Regions from separate parts of the Mus musculus genome. Here region 1 is linked to region 2. A link is a loop called in an ENCODE intact Hi-C map of the cell type or tissue named here. Cell type or tissue: left cerebral cortex. All regions are shown on one strand. Each heading gives the region's core, and the rest is flanking DNA. Links, peaks and the distances in the headings are about the cores only. Region 1 has its middle 4.6 kb from the start of Gm40216. Region 2 overlaps Dab1 (disabled 1).

What was found. A loop is a pair of places that touch in the nucleus more often than their neighbours do. Peaks named below come from ENCODE experiments on the same cell type or tissue, not always from the same donor. Only the 100,000 strongest peaks of a DNase experiment are listed, where the experiment ranks them.
Region 1: it touches region 2 in a loop (4-fold over the local background); 2 of 42 quality-filtered maps call a loop at or near these places.

What each region holds. Positions count from the first base shown.
Region 1 is chr4:104,891,959-104,897,339 of GRCm38, reverse strand. It overlaps a transcript of Fyb2 not described here. Among named protein-coding and RNA genes, the nearest start is that of Gm40216, 4.6 kb to the right of the region's middle. In left cerebral cortex, for the core only: a CTCF peak has its summit at 3,128 (motif pointing right); DNase peaks (open chromatin) are centred at 2,845, 3,134 and 3,708; H3K4me3 peaks cover 633 bases; H3K27ac peaks cover 1,421 bases.
Region 2 is chr4:104,452,158-104,457,538 of GRCm38, reverse strand. All of the region lies in intron 4 of Dab1 (disabled 1), which reads right to left. Among named protein-coding and RNA genes, the nearest start is that of C8b, 310 kb to the left of the region's middle. In left cerebral cortex, for the core only: CTCF peaks have their summits at 4,818 and 5,061; DNase peaks (open chromatin) are centred at 1,479, 1,888, 2,168, 4,787 and 1 more place; H3K27ac peaks cover 1,903 bases.

The DNA.
Region 1 (5,381 bases), core at 204-5,203, 440 kb before region 2:
ATCAGGATGAAGAACTCTCATCTGCTCCTTTTGCACCACGTATGCTTGCATGCTGCCATGATTTCCACCACTATCATAATGCGCTAACCTCTGAAACTATGACAAGCTCAAAGGTCACACTTTCTTTTATAAGTGTTGCTTTGGTCAGCAATAGACCAGTGACTAAGACATACCCTTTCTTCTATTAAGAAAGCATCCTTAAAACATTCTTTCTAAAATGTGTGATCTCATTCTTCTTGGTCTGGGTTTAAGAGAGCTTGATCCCGCCCCTGGCTTCAGATTTGAGTCCTAATTGGTTTAGAAGTGAGCAGGGCATCTAAGCCAGTCTATTAGGAGGAATCACAGGATTCAAGGCGCCTGGGAGGGGTTTCTCCTGCTTTCAAAACAGGTTAAGACTATGTAACAGCTTCTGGGGAGTCAAATTAGAAAGACACTGTGAGTGGATTAAATTGCCCCAAGGCTTAATCTACATTGGACCTGCCTGACTTTGGGAACCTGCTTTTGATTACTTATTGAAGCAAGGCATTCCTTTTCTTGTAACAGAAATCCTGGGTGAAAACCAAAACATGATTTCAGAATTCATCATTGCCAATAGAAGACACAATAGACAGTACACTTGCATTTCCTGAGCTTGGATACATTATAAATGTTTCTCATACATTGTTTCATTGACTTTCCTACACTAATGTAAGTTCTGGCTGAGAAAACTGGGGCTGGGATGACTTGACTCACTTTGATGGTGGGGATATCTGTCCCTTCTGGCTGCCATTCAGAGCTCTCTTCTTCCTTGGAGACTCGGCACTTTTGAGTGTGCTCTCCCTTAGGCCAGTTTCTGAGAATCTGGCGGTTCTTCCAGGCCAGTGTTCAGTAAGAGATGAACTCACTACCCTGGAGTAACTGTGGAAATCAGTAAAGAAGAAAGGGACCATTGCTGAGTTGGAGAAGCAAAATAGAGGGGGCTATCAGGGTACAAGTAATGGGGAAAACAGGGAATGAGGGGCTCTAATTATGGAAGGGGAAAGATAAATACAAAAGATAGCGGGTAAAGTAGCTCTAAGGATGTCAGAAAAACTCATCATACTATTAACTATCTACCTAAGAATACCTACAATACAAGTAAGTCTGTGTATAAATATACATATATAGTTTGAAGGAAAATTTATCAGCTCTGCTGACAATTCTTCTTCCTAGGGTCAAAGTCATCTAACAAAACCCCAACACTAGGCATGAGAAGTCCTCTTCTGAGTTGCTGGTCAGAGTTGTCCAAGTAACTTTCAAAACATTACAGGTTGTTGCTACTGCTCTTCATTGCACCCCCAGAGGTGGAAGATAGTAAGTCTCTATTGCTAAAACCACCATGCATTTCAGACCTAGTGCTGAAAGAGTCTTGAGCTGAGTTAGTCCTCCCTGAGGACTAACTTTCCTGGCACCGGAAGCTGCCATGCAAGCTTCTAAGGATGGAGTAAACCAACAGTCTTACCCAGCTATGACATTTATGAACCACAGCAACCACCACCATGGTTTGCTGTCTCTAAGAGTGTGGTAGTGGTAATGCGTAACTAGGTGGTCACCAGGAACACTCTAATTGGACTTAAGATGTATTCAACAAGAAGGAAATTGTGTACAGTACTAAAAACCTAACCAACTACCCAGGGCTAGTGAAGTCATGGATCTTGGAGGAAAGCCTTTAACTGCTATTTTACTAAACTAGCATAATTCTTAACTACGTTATAATGTTGGTCCTTCTATTCACAGATGAGTGTAGCTTTCATCTCTCATCAAGGAAACTTCTCTTTCAATAAATAGAGAACATTACAGAAAACCACAACCAATCAAAGCATACTGTTGTGGGACCTAGTCCCAATGAATACATCTATGACATAACTCCCACACCCAAGGCTCAGAGATCACTGAGGAAGAGGGAACCAAAAGACTAGAAGAGCCAGGGGGATAGGGAGTTTGCTGTGATATTGTGTCTTCCAGGAATATCAGAAACCACAGCCACGAAGTCTCAGCAACACAGTTGCCTAAGCACGAGCTGAGAAAGGACAACAGTAGGCATGGCAAAGTGGACAGGAGGAAGAGAGAGGCCTCAGCCTGAAAGGAAGAACCAGAGGCAACTAAGCAGTGCTGAGAGAGGAAGAAACTGTCTTCCCCAGGGAAGAACACATGGATTGGTCATGCAATTCCAAATGGCCAGCCCTGAAAACATATATACAAGAAGCATTTACAGACTGCATTTATGCATTTATGTATATGTATATGTACATTCATATAAATATATAAACGTGTATATGTATGTATATTTGTGTCTGCTTGTAGAAGATGATAATTAATAAAAAAAAGATACTGTGAATTTGAAAGAGAGCAAGGAAGGGTATAGGGGAGGGTTTGGAGGGACGAAGATGTGGAGAGAATGATATCAATTGTAACATAATCTCAAAAAATGAAAAGAAATACTTTTCAAACAAGAGATGACTCCACTTTGCTCCTGTGATATCTTGGAATATTCCGTTGGCATTTGTGTGAACACAGAGACAGTGGGAGCCGTCACCAGGTGCTTGAGGGTTAGGCCAGGAAGTGCCGCAGCTAGCTTTTCAGCCCACTGTCTGGAACTGCTACTTGGGTCTCTAGTTACCTGCAAGGAAGGCAGGGCATCACAGTCTCTCCAGAGAAAGGCAGTGTGTGTATCTGCTATTGCAGTGGAGGGCGTCCCAGGATCCTGCCTCTGACCCACGGTTCTGAGACTCCCGTCCATCTCTCCACTGCACTCTCTCCGCGCACACAGTCACGAGTCATCCCTTCAATATCTTGTCCCTGTGATTCTCTGACAGCCAGCTTGCATTTCACTCCTCCGTATTTTCTAAAGCAAAGAAGAAACTCCCAGCTTTCCTGACATTTGATAGAACCAGGAAAGCTCTTACTACCTCCGAGACGTTCAGCCTGATAATGTATATGAGGAATAGATCATTTACTTACGCTCAAAGCAGATAGACTTTCTAAGGAGAAGTACTCTGTAATGCAGACATGGCTGGGAAGAATAAATCAAATCTTTCTGTGTACTTAGGGGAAAAGGAATTATTCAAATGTAGCCTACAGCTTCAGGTCCATTTATGGAGCCTGCAATCCTAAATAGTGACCACCAGGGGGAGCGCTAGGCCCATCTCTACACGGGTTCTATTTTTAGAGGCTGATACTTGCCTCAAGGAAGAAACCAAAGAAATAAGACTATAATACTTTTTTTTTTTTTTAAATCGGACCAACTTATAAATTATTTGTGAGTCCAATAAAAGGCAATTATCAACATTTCCTACTATTTCAAGAGTAATATATTCTATGTTAGAAAAAGATTCAATTTATTCCTTGGCTATGATTCAGATGACAGAAAATTGGAGGCAACCGAACCAAAAGACTGTTCTCCTGTGTAAATGTGTCTTTAAAACCCAAATCAGATGCTTAGGAGAGTGCTTGCTATAACGTAAGGCACCATTGTCTTCAAAGTTCCCCTGTCCTCTCTCCAGTCACTTGGACAAGCTGTGCCCTTGCTAGGTAGAGGTAATGATGTAACAGGGCGCCGTGGACAAAACACCGTCTGTGGCATTTTCTGGACACAGGGTGCAAGCAGCCTCTGAGGAACAGAGAGATTTGAAGCATGAAGCCTGGGGGAAGGGTGGATTGCAGACATGTAACAGACTCCCAGGACCCTAGGGGTCAAGTTAGGGGCCCAGAATCAAGGACAAGAGGACAGTTCTACAAGGAAATCCCCGGCATAAGGTCTGCTGCAAAGCCATGCAGTAAGGGAAGCACTGCAAAAAGAATTGGAACCTTGCCTTTCTGCGGCAATGAAACTGAGATTTTGGGCAAATGATCTTCAGGCTGCTCATAGCAGCTCTCTCACAGATTGGGCATAAATATGAGATGAGCTAAGTGGTGTGTGTGTGTGTGTGTATCTGTGTGTGTGTGTATATCTGTGTGTGTGTGTATCTGTGTCTGTGTGTGTGTGTGTGTCTCTCTGTGTGTGTGTGTATCTGTGTCTGTGTGTGTCTGTGTGTATCCGTGTCTGTGTGTATCTGTGTGTGTGTGTTTGTGTATATCTGTGTGTGTCTGTGTGTGTGTGTGTCTGTGTGTGTATCTGTGTCTGTGTGTATCCGTGTCTGTGTATGTTTTTGTGTGGCCATCACAGGTAGTCAACAAATACCCACTGTCTTCCTGGAAAAGGACTTGCATTTTCCTAAATACAGTTACAAATACGTTGGACCTCTGTATTTTCACAGATTCTGAGTCTGTGGTTTAGGCACTCAGACTTTGCTTTGAAGTCCTAAATGGGTGGGTGACGGTGGACCCATCTGGGCATGAGGCTCAACTCCTAAATCCCTTGGCTCTAAAGGAGGCCTGCTGTTAGAGGTGTTAGAATTTAGATGAATGGTGAAGAAAGGTCAAGACAGTGGGAACGAGAGCCTACAGCGATCTCTCACCCAGCCGCATGGACTAGCAGGAGGTACTTCCCTTGGCCTTGTGGGAAGCAGACCACATGGACCGAGGAAGATGAGCCGCTAGACCAACCTCAATGTCTGTCCACCTCGAATCCTTATATTGGGCCTAATCCTCAGTGTGCTTGTGTTTGGAAGGAGACCTTTGATAAGGTCAGAGCCATCCTGGATCCAACTGATGTCCACCTCCTGTCCCCCATGACAACAGCAAGAAGCCAGCTGGCTGTGACGTAGAAAGTGATTTCTGCTCAGACCCATGCCTACCTGTGCCTTGATTGCTTGGTCTCTAGAATGGTGGGGAAGAAAGGTTTTCTTCGGTAAGTCGTCTAGTCTGTGGCATTCTGTCACAGAGGCCCAGATAGACTAAACAAGCTAGAATCAAAGGAACTTGGAGGTAAGAAGCGCTAGGCGTGGTTGGCAGACATGTTGCAAATGTCCAGAGGTCAAGGGTGTCAAGGCAGCGGTCCAGAATGAAGGAAAGGGGGCTAGGTGGACAGGAAGGCCATCACGCAAGGTTTGCTATGAGGTTCCACACAGGAGCAGCACATGTTTTACTGAGTAGGCAGGAGCAGCACACATGTCACAGAGTGGGCTGACCGCACCACTCTTCTGGCTCTTAGTTGTCCATGTGATTGCTATGTGACCATGTTCCATCCTCTGACATCATATTCACCTCAGCAGCTTGTTCTCAACTTCCTCCCCCGCCTTCCTGCCTTCCTTAGGCCTTCTCTGTGCTCCGGAAGGCTGAGCTACAGGGAACCGTGGCCAGGGTGGTGCTGGCACGTTCTAGTTGTGAAGTTCTAGTGTGAGGTCCCAAGGTGAGGCAAGATGGTCACAGCATCTCTCCTGCCTCCCCCTATTGTGCTGCGGGTCATAGGCAGTCCCCGTGTC
Region 2 (5,381 bases), core at 290-5,289:
ATGGACATCGGAGATCATTTCAGATTTGCCAGGCCACAATCCGCCTGTTAGGAAAACCCCCAAGTGATTGGCAGGTAAGGGATGTTGAAAATCACTGCTCTAACATGGGATAAAATACTCTTTAAACTGTAATTTGTTTTTCTGCATATTCTACACCAGTGAGAATTATGATGTGGGGCTGAGAGATGTTCAGTGGTTAAAGTGCTTGTCACTCAAGCATGAGGACCAGAATTTGGATGCCCAGAACCTACCGAAAAGCACAGCAAACATGGTAGCTCACTAATCATTCCAGGATTCATACAATAGAGACAACGGATCTTCTAGGCTACCTGCACTAGAGGTCTTCTTTAGCTCTGAGTTCGATTTAGAAAGCCTGCCTCAATGAATAAGGTAGACAAGGATCAAGCAAGAGTCTAGACATCAACCTCTGGTCTCTACATTTACACACACATTTTGCATATACACCCACATATATGCATGTATCCATATCTAGGCAATACGCGTATGCATACATGCATGCCACACACACATACGCATGAGAGAAAGGGGATAGTGGATGTTAATATTCACTGATTTCTACCCCCTTGGAGTTACCTAGTCTGCTTCTATGAGGAACAGGTAGGGGCTACATTTCTAAAAGTTTTACACCCATCATCAAAGTTAATTTAACCATCTATCATTTGATCAAAGTTAATTTAACCATCTATCATTAAATTTCATTCTATCATTAAATTGCTATCGCCCACAGCCAACAGTGCTTCTGAGCTGCTGAGTCCGAGTCGTGAACAAGCCCTAGTGTTTGGCTGACTCAGATCTCACTCCTAGCAGCCATGTAAATATTCCAAGGAAGACAAAATGATGAGCATACACTTAGACCAATCTGATGGGTCTAAAGGTGGAGCTAAGTGATTGTCCCATCCAATCATGTGGTTTATGTAGTAGAAGAGAAAAAAATGCAGGTTCTATTTCTGAGGGAGGGGAAAGAAATGGGAGAAAGTTAAGCATCAGGCGCTTCCTGCATTCTACAGCATCTGCTGTTGAAGTGCAAGTCCTCCACTCCAAATACCTCACGGAGAACCCCAGTGCCTCCTCTGTGACTGGCTGGTAAATGCCAGGAGCCCAGCGAGTTCCTGCTGAGACAGCAGACTCCAGGACTCCTCTGTAGGTGTTCTTCCCTTCCAGGCTCCCTTAGGAGAATGAGCACACCGACAGTGCTGCACAGGCAACCTTTGATCTGCCAATTAATATGTACTGAAACAAAAGTGAATGCTCATCTGAGTCCTTGGCCTGTGGATTGGGGACAGAGGACATGGATGGAAGTTAGGGCTTGCTTTGCCATGCTGTCCCATTTACCTGTGTTAACAGGCTCATGCCACCACGGCTCTACCCTTACAGTGGCCCAGTTTGCCAGGATCGTGCATACACCACAGGCAGTGAGTGTAAAAACAGGCTCACATATCCCCAGCAGGCATGCAGCCTCATGCCCACCTGCTTTGCTTTGGTCCCACCTCATCTACTCTAACAACTGTGGGCCAGGGGCCTCCCTGTCATTAGCACTGGAGGTCCCCACCTGTCTCTCCATCTGGGAAACTCTCAGGGGTAGTGACAGATCTTATTGAATCACCTTGTCCTTTTAGAAGTGATGCAAGGCCTCGGGGCTCTTGCTAATTACTAGACCTGTTACTACTGTGTACACTGCCCCTCTCCCTGCAAACAGTTCGCCTGGAGAACAGGAGTAGCTAGTGAGATGAGCATCTTTATTCTGCCCTAACACATGGTCTGGCTCCCAAAAGGATGCACTGGTACCCAGCAGCTGAGGACTGAAGAGGGTGTATAGGGTCAGAGTCAGCAGCTGCAAGCAAGAGCAATTGGCTGCCTCTTCCATGACAGTTTTCCTGTTCCCATATTTGGAACCCGGGTGCTTCCTCTGCATTAGTTACTGAAAAAATGATATCTCTATAGTGGGAGGCTTCTTTAAGGCCCCTGAAGTCTCCTTAATGTCTGTTTTTCTCCCCGCCCAGAAAATCCAGCTTCCGCCACTTATCAGTGAGCCCCTGTGACCTCTCCTAGAGGCCATGAGCTGCCATTTTTTCACTTAGTAACTGACCCATGGAAAGCTGTTCCGCTTACACGCCCCCCTCTCCCTGCCCACCTCTCCCTGAGAGATGCTGAACGAAGCCAGATACTTGTGTTCTTGGCCTCCCTTCTGGCTGGAAGCGGCAAAACGATCCGGTTCTGGCAAACAGAGAAAAGCAGGAAGTGAGTAGGTGCTGTGCTATACGGGAGTCCCTTCTGGGAAATCATCTTTTTTTTTTTTTTTTCCTCCTCTGATTAAAACAAATAGTAAATAAACAAGGGAAGTTCCATCTGACTGTCCCCAGTGTCTTGGCTTATTTCTGTTTTCCACGACATATGAGGGTGATGCGGATCTGTCGTAGCTAGTCTGAGACCATGAAAGAACCCAAGGAGCTAACAGAAGGAACCTGAGCCTCTGACTGCATCTTTAAACAACGACAGTGACCTTGGGAACACCAGCAATAAGATGTCCGTGTCCCTCAAGTCACGGTTAGCCAGATTAACCGTTGTCTCTTATTAACTAGCACATATTCCTCTGCAAGATTCTCATTCACCTTGATAGATCTTGGTTTCTTTCCGTTCCACAGCACAATTACAACCAGAAATTCTCTATATAAAAACCCACCCCTTTATATCCTGCCATGCAGGCAATGCTTGCTTAGACAGAAACCTGTCTATAGATAATGCTCATATATCATAGAATTATATAGGTAGCATCAATCCATGCAGTAAAGATAGAGATACAGAGTCATTTGTTGGCAATTTACTGTTGAAGACTCCTAGGCATTGTTGTAAATACACCACACTTGTATGTCATTTATTCTCAAGTGGATATGAAATGGGTGTTGCCGTTATGGCCACATTATATGAAAGAATCCAAGGCTTGCAGAGACCTCAAGTTGCCCCAAGTCACAGAGACAGTAAGCACTAACTGAACTGTAAAGGCAGGGAGTCCACCTGCCCAGTCCTCCTAACTCCTTCACACTGACTCTGTTCGGTGTGATAGACAAGGTAGAATCAATCCTGAAGGAGCAGTTGGAAAAGCACTAGTGTTAATTTAGGCTAGAGAATCTAATGGTTATCAATGATACGAATTTAAACAGTGAGCCGACTTCTTATTACGTAAATGGGTCTAAGGAAGATAAACAAGCATTCCCATCTTACAGTTGATCAAACTGAGGCATACAAAGGAATGGTACAGGAGGGCACACAGCCAGGCGGCACTGGCACCCAGATATGGCTCAGGAACAAATGCATACCTTCAGGCACTGTTTCAAGACTCCAGGGTCGACATTGCTCTTACACAGTTTCCATGAAGATAAGGCATTTAAAGAACCTTATACTGAGGCTATAAGCTTACCTTATGAGAGTAGGAAGACAGCCTAGAGGATAAGAACACATGTTCTGCAAGCACAAGGACCTGACTGGAAGACCCTTGTACCCATATAAAAAAAGCTGGGGGCATGAGACAGGCAGATTTCAAGGGCTCTTTACCCAATCAACTTAGGCAAAATAGTGAGCACCAGTGAGGGGACGGCCCTGCATCAAGAGAACAAGGACACAGCAATGGAAGAAGGCTCCCTATACCCTGCAATGGCTTCTACACACGCACGTGTGCGTGCACACACCACACACACACACACACCACACACACACACACACACACACACACACACACACACACACACACCACACACACACACAGAGGAACATGTGAATCAACATAGGACTGTGAATGCACCAAACAGTTTATGATACTACATGCTACATATTCCGTATTACACAGTACACATTACACACACACACCAAAAACAAAGAAAGAAGCAAACAAATAAAAGCCCTATCTTCCAATATGCAGTAGCAGCTTCCCCCTTCCTCCTCGAAAATAGGAGTCAGAGTTTACAGTCTCCTGCCTCCACAATCACTACCTTGGGAGTCTCAGCAAGTCAATGGCCACTGTCTACATCAAAGGCTCCTAGGTACTTATGAGCATGCTCTGCATGAAATCTCACTTAATCTCAAAACCCTTTAAGGAATTGTTTCCATCTCTACCTTATACAAAAGGAAACAATTTATAGGAACTCACTAAACTTCTCACAATGCCATATTCCGCATTCACAAAAATAAGCCCCAACTCCGTTCCTCTCATCCAATGGCCAAGGATGTTCAAGTCTCCCTCTGATACCTGACCACTGTTCTCAGCTCCCTGAACTTCCTATTCATCTCCTTCAGTGCCTTTTACACCTACCTGGCTTGCCTACGGGACACCTTGAATGCAGTAAACGAATATATATGAAATCCATCGTGGAATCTGCAATGGATAAGATTGTCAAAAGCAGACACAACTGGTGGACAAATTGCCCTGGAGTCAGAAAACCTAGGGTTCAAACTCTCACCCTGAATCCTTTTCATCTACACAAATGGAGTGACAGCCCCCATCCCAGCATGGCTTTCCTGGGTGAAAGGTGACAAGGGAGACAAACTTGCCTGACTAAGTACCCGGCAGTGTGTCTGCAAAGAGCACATAGTAGACACATTTACTACTATTATCAACAACACAATTCTATTCATCTATCAAATGCAGGAATCTTTCCACAATACCCACAACAGATGGCTATCCAGGCTCTGCTAGAACATTTCCAAAGATAGAGAGCTCGCTCGCTCTCCCCATCTCCCCAGGCAGCCGGTTCTATTATTGGACAGCTCTCTCTGGCACGAAGTCTTTCCTACATCAGCCAAAGCCTGCCTCCCTGAATCCCACTGGCCTCTGAGCTGTCCTGTGGCGAAGCACAGCACAGCTCCAGTCTTTCCACACATTGGTCACCATTCTGAGGGAAAAAAAAAAGCAATTATGTATGTCCTCGCTACATCCTCTCTTTTTTCAGTCATTCACACTAACACATTCCACCTCCCATGGTGTGATTTCTATATTACCCATGATGCTCACTAAGTCCTCAATGTGCAGTACCTACAGGGGACACGGCAGTCCAGTACCTGATCTAAATGAACACTGTACTTTCATTAATGCATTTGATAATCGTACTGTGATAGAGTAGCCATACAAATGTCACAGCTGTGTAGCCTAGGGCTCAGAGGGAGGGGGACCTGTAAGTGTCTCTCGTATTAAGGGAGATCAAGCTATGTCTTCTCCTTGCCTAACTTATCTCTGTGCAAACCACCTGATTTATTCCATCAGCTTTTACCTCACTCAACTAACAACTTTCTGAATCATTTTTCTGCCATTTCTATGACTCTGCTCTTCAAACTATTGATTGTGATTTTCCATAAATGTGTTCCAATTTCAT